2 separate regions of the Mus musculus genome follow, and region 2 is linked to region 1. The links are chromatin loops, found by intact Hi-C in ENCODE. Cell type or tissue: left cerebral cortex. All regions are shown on one strand. Links, peaks and the distances in the headings refer to the core of each region. The heading gives the core; the rest is flanking DNA.

What was found. A loop is a pair of places that touch in the nucleus more often than their neighbours do. Peaks named below come from ENCODE experiments on the same cell type or tissue, not always from the same donor. Only the 100,000 strongest peaks of a DNase experiment are listed, where the experiment ranks them.
Region 2: a loop joins it to region 1, with 4 times the contacts of the local background. A loop is called at or near these places in 3 of 42 quality-filtered maps.

What each region holds. Positions count from the first base shown.
Region 1 is chr1:170,584,245-170,590,305 of GRCm38, forward strand. Nos1ap (nitric oxide synthase 1 (neuronal) adaptor protein) reads right to left here and starts at 5,605. Exons shown (of 10, transcript NM_001109985.2): 1 at 5,016-5,605. The coding sequence starts at 5,120. In left cerebral cortex, for the core only: a CTCF peak has its summit at 2,661; DNase peaks (open chromatin) are centred at 2,258, 2,718, 3,383, 4,245 and 2 more places; H3K4me3 peaks cover 4,003 bases; H3K27ac peaks cover 1,724 bases.
Region 2 is chr1:170,400,255-170,406,315 of GRCm38, forward strand. All of the region lies in intron 2 of Nos1ap (nitric oxide synthase 1 (neuronal) adaptor protein), which reads right to left. Among named protein-coding and RNA genes, the nearest start is that of Spata46, 94 kb to the left of the region's middle. In left cerebral cortex, for the core only: no CTCF peak of the experiment used is centred there; DNase peaks (open chromatin) are centred at 1,628, 2,584 and 3,230; H3K27ac peaks cover 4,203 bases.

The sequences.
Region 1 (6,061 bases), core at 705-5,704:
TCAATGCCCTCTTCTGGCCTCTGCTGACACTACATATATATGGTTCACAGACACATACAAGCACACACACACACACACACACACACACACACACTACTCTAGGTTGAACCATGGTCTCCACATATGCACTCACATTCACATATTCAAACACATCAAGAGAAGTGGAGTATATTTCTTTACCCCTATAGTCAGTTATGATCAACAGAAGACAGCAGAAGAGATCCTGTAAAACTCACAGAGCCAAGCCTTAACAGTGCCCTACCAAACAAAAGACCCACCATGCTATTCACCTTGTGTACAGCTGGGCTAAGCCCTACCTGAATTCCCAGGCCATGGATCATTAGCAAAATGCACAGCTGTTGTTCCTAGCCTGAGTCTTATGGTTGTTTACTAGACAGCAACAGATAACTGTATCCAGAGATTAGCGGTAGTTCTGTTATTATGTGGTTATGTACCTTGGGTCCTCTGTTTCCATCCAAAAAGTACGTCTACACTAGATAGCTAAGGTGCCATTCGGTTTTGACAATCTGAGCCATAGTCCAGAGAGTATCTGCTAGGCATACAGAGGGAACAACTATTTCATGAGTAGGTAAGGCAGCCACAGACCAGGGGGTCATATGCCCTGGAGGGTACTGATCAAAGGAGACAGATGCTAGAACAATGTAGGGCCCATAAGTGTTCAATACATTATGGTTTGGAAATGCAATATGTAGAGAAAATCTCTTGTGTAGTGTATGGAAGATTCATCTGTCAATAAAAGGTTGTTGACCTATTAGCTTAGGTAGGAACTAGGAGGAGGGAGGTCCACTGGGGAGTGAGGATTCTGGGACTGCATCAGGCAGGGAGGAGATTCGCCATAATGATGATATAGACAGTCTTATGAACCTGAGGCAAGGTAACTAGCCACATGGCAGAAATTAGAATAGAATAAATGGGTTAAGTCACAAGCCAGTCAGGGAACCAACCCAAGTTTATGGCTTAGGATATTTTATTCACAAATAATTCAACCTCAGAGTGGTTATTTCAGGAACTTTGGCTCAGGTGGAAAAGCCTGTGGTTACAGCAACATCCCCACAGGCTCGCATATCGAACTCTTCAACCCCAGCTCATGGTGCTATTTTAGGGGGTAGTAGAAACTTCACAAAGTGGGTGTTAGCTCGAGAAAGGAAATAACGAGGATATGCCTTGAAAGCTGTACCTGGTCCCCAGTCTGCTCACCACCAGCTACCTCTGCTTCCGTTATGCCATGAGGTGGGTGACTTCTGCCACATGCTTCCACCATCCCGATGGGTGGTAAAGATCACTCCACTGTGTGGAGCATTTGCTTCTGCGGGGCAAGTAAACACCTGAGCGCTGCCCTCCCGCTGGCTGCATGTCAAGTATGTGAGGGGTCCTGCAAGGCTAGGGTTCCCCTCTGCCATCAGAACCAGGAACTAGGACCACGGACTGAACCATCTGAATCCATGAGCTAAAATAAACCTTTCCTTCTTTAAGTTGTATGGATTGGGTATTCCGTCACAGTGACCAAAGTCCAACTGATGTCAAATAGTCTCCATTATCTGATGCTTACAAACTCTGTGAGAAACAGACAACACTCAGTGTAACAATCGCTACGAAAGTCTTCAGAGTTAGTACTTCAGAGTGCAACAATCAGCGGCATGCAACTAAGACATTTAAAAATTACCAAATATATAAGCATTTGAAGGATGGAAGAGACCAAAGGCTAGCTTTAATCAACTCGGCTGTGAGAACCATGGCAGGCAACAGCCTCCCTGAGCCTTATATCCTAGTTCATATAAACAGACATATGGAGACATGCATGGTTTAAAAAAAGTAGAAAGACTTAAGTGAAGCTTTGCAGGTGAAAGCATATAGTTTGGGCTTCATTGTGATATGCATTTGGGGTGGGGTGCATGCAGGAAGCTAGGGTCTCGGGTACCCACATCCTCCTCCCTCCACTTCCGGGGTACTGGGATTGCAGGTGTGCACCACCACACCTAGACCAGTGGTGTTGAGGATGTGACCCAGAGCTTCACGCATGGTAGGCAAGCACTCTACCAACCGATACCGGAAGGTATGTGTATTTAAGAACACGGAAGTTCAGCCAGGGACATGTCTTCCCAGGTAATCCTAAATCTTTGTGTTTCTGTGGAACTCTGAAAAACTAGAGGCATACATCCAGAGAATCTCTCCATCCAGTGTTGCTTCTGAAAAGCTGCCAACCCTTGGGAAAGGAAGCCTTGGGCTCCTTCTCCAAGGTGCCTAGCAAGGCAACCAGACATTTGCATTTTCCAGTTGGTGCTTTTCCAAAACAAGGAGCAAGTGCCTTGTGCTTTAACCCTGAAATGCCCATGATGATGCATGCCTCAGGACAGACACTGCTCAATAGAGATGGAAGCTAGCTACAGAGGCACTAACTGGCATGCCCAGGGTCGGTCGGGAGTGACGGCACACAAAGAGATGATCTTCTGTTTCTGCCTCTGAGCAGGTCTTGGCTGACATGGTATCTGAAGAATATGCCAGAGTCCAGCATCAACTACCAAGAGCCAGAATTCAGAACCCAGTCCATAACGTCAGCCTGGCCTAGAGAAGCTCCACCTACCCTTGTCTCTTCTTCTCTACTTCACGTTACTACACATGCCTGCCCCCCTGTGTTTCAGATCTGCGTTGGGAACACAACTTAGACCAGCCACGGCTCCTCTTCTTACTGACCACCACTGTCTGTGAATCTAGAGAGTTACTATAGAAACTACACCACGCAGCCCCCAGACATTTGCTTAGAAAAGAAACTACACGTTTAGTACTAGAGGGGGGAAAAAAGAGTGGGATCTAGGAAGTTGGAGCCAAGCTTCAAGCTCAGTATTTCTTAAGGACTGCAAACAGCTTTGTTAGGCCACCTCAATACTCACTAAAGCTACACACGTCCCATAAATATATCAACTGCTTACCAAATCCATAGGCCCAGACATACAGCAGCCCAATTGGGCATAGAGGAATTGGACTATTTTGTCTAAAACTATTCTTTGGTTGGCTGGGTGGTTGGTTTTCTCAGCTAGGACAATGTATCCTAGGCAAGCTACCAACTCATGGTAGTCCCCCTGCCTCAGCATTCCAACTGCGGATTATACTAAGAATTGGACTTTTCTTGCAATTTGTATGTGCACACATTAGATTTTTGACACCTATCTGGAACCAAATGCAGAGGCCCATGAGAAAAGAATAAAAGATAAAGAAATAAAAATTAAAAAAAACTTTAAATCGTCCTAGTCTTTCCCCCACTAGTTCTCTAAAAAGAAAAGGCTCTGATGAGGCTGGAGAGATGGTTCAGTGAGTGGCTGAGAACACACACACTGCTCTTACAGCAGATCTGAGTTCAGTTCCCAGAACCTACTTCAAAGAGTTCAGAAGCTCAGAAATATCTGTTACTCCAGCTCCAGGGGACTCCAGGAGACTCCAGGGGGCTCCAGGGGACCTTCATTCACATGCACATAACCACACACACGGACACACAATTTAAAATAATAAAAATATATATTTTAATAGAACACTGTGATTAACCAAGCAAGACAATGCCAATTTCTTAGTGTATGCATAACCAAGAAAATTAAATCTTAACCATAATAAAAAACATTATACTTTTAAGAAACTGCTTACCAAATCCATAGGCCCTGACATACAGGAGCCCAAACACCCCATATCTTAGGCCAACCAGATCTATTCCGAGATAGAGACGTGAGATAGGATCTTGGCTGACAGATCCCCTTTACTCAGCAATCCAGCTCTGTATTCCGAGGGAGAGTTTGACATCAATAGGGTGAAGAGGTAACTCTAATTCTAGAAGATATGACTGAGAAAAGTTGGGGTTTGGGGGGGATATGAGTCACCAATTCATCCATCTGCATGAGAAAAGGGGAGGAACTGTAAAGATAAATGACCTCTGGGCATCTGACACTCCAATGATGTTTTGCAAACTAAAGGAAATTGACACCTGACGGCAGTCCTTGCACAACAGGCTAACCTGCGGGTCACTGCAGAAAAGAGAACGGAGCAAGTCTGCCTTTTGTCAAAAGTCTTGTTCTCAAAACCCAATCTATACAGAGCTCGCTTAAATTCCACTCAGTAACAAGCACACTGTGCATGCTGAGCATCCCTGCGCGTTTCTTTCCTTAAGTTATAGGTAGGACTGGGCATCAGTCACGAGCAGAAGCCTTTTCCACTGAAAAGCACCATTCCGGGAAACTCCACTGCAGTCTTAGAAGCCAGAACTCCTTACACAGAGAGGTGCCTCATGGTCAGGTCACCGGGTTGCCTGTCTTATACACAACCACTGGTCCAGCGAGGTTTCCACTCCACCCCTCCCCCAAGGGTGGCTTTGGCCTTGACCCTGCAAATTCCAGTCTGGGCTAAATTCTTCATCAGCAACTGCTGAGATTTAACAGTGCACCACAAAACTAGAAAACAGGTTTCACCCCACTACTACACCAATGACTGACACATGCTAAAGTGTCCAAAAGCAGACATTTGGGAAGTAACTTTTAACACCTACACTCAACTACTTGGAATGAGTGTGTGTGTGTGTGTGTGTGTGTGTGTGTGTGTGTGTGTGTGTGTGTGTGTGAAATATACACATATATATATAACTTTTTTAAAAACCGGTCAGGAAACAAGCATTCTCCTTTTAAAACACCTCCAAAAGCACCTCTCTCATGGGAGGCCAGCAGGTAAATAACACCAGCGCTTCCTTAAAGCTTTCTAAAGAGCCAGACATGCAGGCTGCGCTGCTCAGCCTTCTCCGGGAAGTAACTCAATCCAGCCTTGGCGGGCGAGGATGGGGTGTCTGCAGGTAGGAGACGGGGAAGAGGCAGTACACCTCAAACTTTGCAGGTGCTCATTTTTAGCTGTTCTGGGCAAGAGCTGAGAAAGGCCTAGCCCACCTGCTCTGAGTCCAGGACCGCTGGCACCCCATTCCCCCAGACCTGCCCTCTCAGGGCACTGCCCTCCCGGTGGCCCCTCACCTTGGCCTCAAAAGAGATGCCGTGCTGGAAGGCGTCCTCGTTGTGCAAAGGGATCCGTAGATCGTGCCCATCGTCCACAAGGTTGTACTTGGTTTTGCTGGGCATGGTGACCCGCGGCGGACCCGCTGCTCCAAGGGGGCGGCGGTGGCGGCGACGAGAAAGAGCTGGCGAGACCCTGTGCAGAGAACAGTGGGGCCGGGCGAGGCGGCGGCGAGGACCCGGGTCGTGAGGTGGGCAGCCTGGGTGCCAGGAGGTGGCAGGGGTGAACCGGGAGCCGAGCCTCCCGAGGGCCGAGCGGCAGGGGCGGCGCGGATGCGGCTGGCGCGAGCAGCTCGGTGGCCGCGCTCTGACTACGGGGAGGCGGCCAGGCGGCCGGGCAGGCGGGAGCGAGCGGCGCGGAGCCCCGGACCGGGACGCCGAGCGAAGGGCGCACGGCCAGAAGCGGGACTAGACCGGGAGTCCGATCCCGAGCTCGGCGCGCACGGCCCGGGACGAGGAAGAAAGGCAGCGGCGGCGGTGGTGGCGGTGGCGGCGGAGCAGGGTGCCTGTCACGGAGACGCCGGATCGGCTGCCAGCCCGCGGCTCCTCCTGCGGGGCGGGCCTGGACCGACTCCTCCCGCGCGCTAGAGCCCCGCCCGCCGCCGCCGGGTCCGCCCCGCGCCCCGCGCCCCGCGCGCGCCCAGCAGGTGAAAGTCCCCGCAGCGCTGAGCCGAGACCCGGGAACTTCGCCCTGGCCAGACCGCAGGAGCGTGGCGATCCAGGCGCAGTCCGCTTAACTAGTAGTGGCGAAACGGCATCGCCTTGCATGTGTGTGTTTGTTTTGGTTTTGTTTGGGGAGCCCGAGAGAAGCGGTGTTAATATTGGGTTTTGTTTTCCCAAGAAGGCCAGAGATCTATCCCAGATACCCTCGGTCTGGACAGCATTAATTCAGAGATCCCCGCTTCTCCTCAGAATCAAGGCGAAAACCAAATAAGAGGGCTGTCTCCAGTGCTTTTTGTCCCTTTGGGTGTGTGGCTTGCATTTGGGGGCTCAGCAGGGTTTCTTTG
Region 2 (6,061 bases), core at 476-5,475, 180 kb before region 1:
AGGGTCACAAGTTCAAGGCCATCTTAGGTAACATAGCAAGTTTATGCAGGCTGAGCTTCTTAATTAGACCTAGTCTCAAAAACATAAGAACCAAGAAGCAAGGTGTTGTGGTATATACAGCTGTAATCGAGCATTTGGAAAGCAGAGGCAGGAGGATTGCTCCAAGTTGGAGTCCAAAGGCTTGAGGTGTAGATCAATGGCACAACACTATGTGTAAGCCATTGGCTTCAATTCTCAGCAGAGGGGATAAAAAGGAAAGAAAAGGGGAAAAGGAAATGAAACGGAATGAATACAAAATCTGCTGCTTTTGGGAACTCCAGTCTAGCCCTCTGATGTCAGGTAAGAGATTTAAACAGCCACTAGTGTCCTGTACATTCCAGTCACAGGATTCACTGCACTACCACTGCGCCATCATTGACACCCAGACACTCTGCAATGACACCTAGAGACTTCACTCCAGCCATAACAGGTCTGGGCGACATTTAGAAGATCCTTCTCACAGCTATCTCAGATGATCACTTACAATTTGCTTCTTCAATTGATCCAGAAGGATCACCCCCCTTTGCCCGTGACAACAGTGTGCTTGTGTGACCAGACCTGTAAGCAAATCTCTCACTTTTACCACTACAAGGTGAGCAACATGCTCCCTGCTGTGATGGTCAGCTTTGCCTCAGTCCCATAGTAGAGACCCAGCAGGTCACAGACTGAAATAGCTAAGACCCTTATCCAAAAATAACCCTTCCCTCCTTTAAGATGTTTCTGTCAGAGGCTTTTAGCATAGTGATAAGAAACTCATATCCCTAAGCCAAAAAGAAAGAAAAAAGAGGTGCCTTGGAAGAAATCAATGTATATGGGTCATACTTATACTACTGTTTATTATATCTATTATCGTAACAGCTTAAATACAAATTCTTAAGGAAGGATCACTGAGGTTCGCCATCATGCATTTTTTAAACCAAAGGCTGCTAAAATCATGACTAATACACTGGAAGTAAGTCCTGCTACATGACAGGTGTCTGGTGCTGTGCACGATCATGTGTGTGCATGCACACACATAGACTCTGAGCTTCTGTATGTCTGTAAGACCTCACTTTAAAAGTTTCTAGAGGAAACCTATGTTTGAACCATTTCGATTCACAAAGGTTGACCTAGGTTTTCTTCACACAGATGAAGAGAGCTGGTATCCAAGGCCGATAAAAGACTTCCCTCCAGGTCCCTCTGCAGAAAACCCAAGCCTGGAACTCACATCTCTTGATACTTAGCTTTGTCATTGTTGCCTGACGTCTATCTCTTTCACTGGCTCCATAATTTTACTTCCTCAAGGAGATAAAATTATTCATTAACATCTCTATTTATCTAGTGTATGTTTAACAAATGCTTTGATGTATATGAAACCCTATCTTAAAACAGGAAGCAAGAAAAGGAAGAGGACCTAACTGGAAATTATGGGGCCAGCGACATTTCTAGTCTCCTAGGTGGGAAGCTCTCCCATCCTCCCCACTTGTTCTTCCCACCCCAATAACACAGCCTGACCTCATTTCTTCTACTGCTTTTCTACCGCCTTCAATGCTCAGGAACACATGCCAATGACCTGGGGAAAGCACAGAATACTAACAAGGTCAGAAAAACACAGTAAAAGGACCTTCTGAACATAGATGGCTTCCAGGCAGGACGCAGTCAAGTTCGTAGCTGTCGGAAAGACTGAGAAGGTGGGGGAGACGTTCGTCCAGACACAGATGTTTTATGGGTAGGAGGCATTTGCACAGCATCAAGAGACCAGAATGATGGAAGAGGGCAAATTAGGCAGGCCTTCCAAGGAAAGGCAGTGGCAGCCTGGAGCATAGGCAATTTGGGGCTGTGTACTCAGGGGAGCTCAGGAGTGGCAGCTGCTCCTTGTAGAGAGGAGACAAGACTATATATATAGCCATTATATATATATATAGCCAGAATATAGCCATTGCTTTTTTCCCTGGCTAGGAACATGTTAACAGGTCATGGGGAACCGACCAGCTATCCCAAATGATTGAGGGCCTGACAGACTGATCTATGGAGCAAGATAAGTACCAGCCTAAAAATATCTCATTGCTTCTGGGCTGCCTTTCCTTCTAGTGACTCCCACCGCCCATTAGAAACAAGGCCAGACATCCCTCACTCTGTAGGGGTTGGCCCCGTGATCCTCTGCAGATACCCTAAAACCACAGAGGCTGAAGTCCCTTACATAAAACAGTGTCACTCGTGCATATAACCTTTGCACATCCTCTTGTATACATTAAATCATCTTTGGGTGACTTGTAGTCCATTATGCAAATGTAAATGCTATGAAACAGTTGCCGTACTCCCTTGCTTAGGGACTAGTGAAGAAAAAAAAAAAAACAGTGTGCACGTGTTCAGGACAGATGTTCAGGTTTTCCCCCATGGTTGTATGGCTCAGCAGCAAGGAGAGTCCACTGCATTAGAGCCCCTGTCTTGGAGGAAAATCGGAGGTGGAGAAAGAGGACAATCTGAAAACATAACACAGTTAACAACTCTAACCAATTCTATCATTCTCCTCTGGTATTTAGGCCAGGCTTTCCTTTAACTGGTGAATGTGATGCATCACACAAAGCGGGGAGGGGAACAGCACTGCTCACAGGGACAACTCACAGCCACAGGCTCACACAGCAGGAAGAATAAACGCTTCCCAGAGTTAGTGGAGTCACGATTTAAGATTCTCTTCTTCAGGAAAAAAAAATGGTTACAAGACAAATGATGGATCCTTCTGTCTCTCAAGTTTGATTTTCCTCCCTTTCTCTATAAAAGGCATGTTTTATGATCTTGGGGATCTCTCAACATCCACCCCACACATCCCACACTTAACTTATGAAGTTAAATGGAAAAACTTTCATGAAGTTCTAAGACAAAGCCACACTGAACCCTAATGTGAATTTCATAACAAGCATGTGCAGTGCTTCCTGCAACCTTGTCAAGTCCTCAGACCTCTCTGAGTATCATCTTCTCTTTTACGAGGTGAGTGAATTGGTTTAGGCTGCATCTGAGAAATGTCCTGGAACAATACAAACTTCAGAACCCAGATAGGTAGGATGGGCACATGGAGAAATGAAGGTAAATGTACAGAGACAAAGACATGAAGGTGTTTGGTGACATCAGGTGGGCCTCAGAGCAAGAAACAAAGATACGAAAGGAAAAGGATGTGGATGGAGAGGAAATGGGAGATGCGGCTTTATCCTGAAAGTAGGAGGGAGCATCATGCTTAAGGGTGTTTAGAGAGTGAAAAAATAGAGAGGCAGATGTTGAACATGATCTTGGCACCAGCACTGAGGACTTAGAAGGAATGACACTGGAAACAAGAAATCCAGGAAAGAGCAGGAACATGCATCAAATATTAAGTTATAGGCTGAGAGGAAGAACGAGGGAAAAATGGTCTATAAATCCCATGGCTGGAAAAAGTAGTAATGCCTTCAATGAAGACAGCACAGGAGAGCACAAAGGCTCTACTATGCATCTTGCACCAGAGAACTAGGAAAGAGAGTCAGGGGGAATTGACAGAGGCCAGGCAGTCCCTGGGACTCCTTTTACAGCCTCAAGTCCTTGAAACGTTGACTCTCCCCTGTAACTGAAGGTAAGAAAGAGGTAAGAGAATAGACTGTGCTCTCCTCTCAGGGACTTGAGAGATCCAGGCATGAGGCTGATACAAAAACTACAGGAGGAAGAATGGAGCCTGCAGTGAACACCAAGGGTGGAGAGGCAGAGAAGATGCAGGAAGGATTCTAAGGAGATGCTGGGGAAATTACAAGGAGAACAATAATAAAATCAGAACTGGGAAAGATGTTAGAAGTCATAACAGCTGTCAGTCATTCTGCCTCTAAGGGAACAATGGAATCTCTGAAAAGCAGTTTCTTCCATTACAATTGCTGTGTGCCTCACCACCAAGCATCCACCTACGATATACTTTAAAGTCGTGTTTCACAACTCTTAAGGTCCTTATGAGTAAGCTCTGCAGGACTGAAGGCATCCAAGGACCCTTAATTTCCAAAAGGTCTCAATAACAGTTATACTCTAAGAAGCAGCTTTGAACAGCAAGACTCTAGAGCTGTTGGCTGCTAACATTCTGATTCCAGGCATTAGAATACATCAATATTTCAAGTGATATAAACATCCCGCACACGCTATTTCTCAGAAACAGCCAAAAGTCAAATTCTAACACACAAACGATAAAACTCATACAGCTCTGATACATCACGGTAAAGATGTGAGAATTCACACGACAAATTTTCAGAGTAGAGGCTTTATCAGAGGCCAAGAATGATCTACGGTCAGCAGGCAGCAGCAATACTTCCTTGAGGTCAAAGGGACAAATGTTCTCAAGGTATGCTAAGCACTGGAACTACGTGGCAAACATAAAATGCTCTCATCCAGATTCACTCGTAAACAGTTTGATTGACATCGTCTACACAGCATAGCTGGGGTGCTGAAGAAGATACGGAACATGCAGGTAAATTTATTATGTAGCTAAGTCTGAAGACCATGGGCAATGGAAGTTACAGCTGACCACAGAAACCAAGAATGGGCCATCTAATCACTCTGTTGTCCTTGTCTCCCCATCCTCACAGCTGATGCAGTGCACCACAAATGAGCTCCACTTCAGCTTTCCCTTCAGCCCCTCACCGAAGCTGCTCCAAGCTTAGATCAGATTTTCCATGGTCCTCGGATAACCCATGGTCCTGGGTAAAAACATGTCTGGTGTTGGGGTAGGAAAAACATAAGTATCCTTTGTTTTCTATGAAGAGAAGGTTAGCATACATGCTTCTATAGGTGTGAGCACATAAGTGTTTTGTGTGTGTGGTGTGTGTGTGCGTGAACACATGTGCACTGAGCATGGCTACTAGCCTGGATGGCTAATGAGCTGCAGGGACCCACCTAATCTGCATGCTCTGTTGCCCCCAGCTATTGTTGTGGGTGCTGGGTGTTGAGGATCCAAACTGATATATTTATTCTTATACAATGCAGATACAAGTGAACTATTATCTCCTTAGCTCTAGGACTCAGTTTTAACTACACCAAAGTGTCTATTCCGACTCATGCCCAGCAGCAGCCACAGCTACATGAGTCAGCAATTTTTTTCTAGTGAAACTGTTACTTTATTCATTGAGGGCCATGTTTTCTCTATTGTGACTATGTAAGTCTGACACAGAAACATGTAAGTAACAATAGATAATCACTGATAAATACATGTGGCCATAGACTGATGAAACTTTTATTTATAAAAAAAAAAGGGCAATGTATCCGATTTTACTAATGAGCTCTTGTTTGCCTATCTGTGACCCCAGCATTCAGCAAGTTGGGGCAGGAGGATCACAAGTTTGAGGTCAGACTGGACAACATAATAAGACTCTGTCTCCAATTTTTAAAATATTTGTTATATAATAAAATGGAAACAATGTAGTTCATGGATGACATCGAGTAACTACAGAAAATTACAAGTGAATTGGTTCACATGTAACCATTTTAATACAAAGGATAGAACTATTGATATAAATATTAGGAAGTACAATATATCTCAAAGACACAGTGCTGCTTGGTAGAAGCCAGTCTCAACAGATCACATTCCACATGATTCTGGCTGTCCAAAATTCTCCCAAAGACAAAACTACAATGAAAATGTGTCATCATGGGGCTGGAATGAAAATTGAGCATTAAGAACACATACTGCTCTCTCAGAGGACCAGGGCTTGGCTCCTAGCACCCACATGGTGGCTTACAGCCATCTAAAGTGTAGTTCCAGGGTATCCAATGGCCTCTTCTAACCCTCATGGGCAACAGAAACACACATGCTGCACATGGATGCTTGCAGGCAAAATACTCTGAGATAATGGACAGATGGTTCAGTGGTTAAGAGCACTGACTGCTCTTCCAGAGGTCCTGAGTTCAATTCCTAGCAACCACATGGTGGCTCACAACCATCTATAATGAAATCCAGTGTGCTCTTCTGTTATGTCCGAAGACAACTACAGTGTACTCATATACATAAAATAAATAATTAAATCTTAAGACAAATTCACAA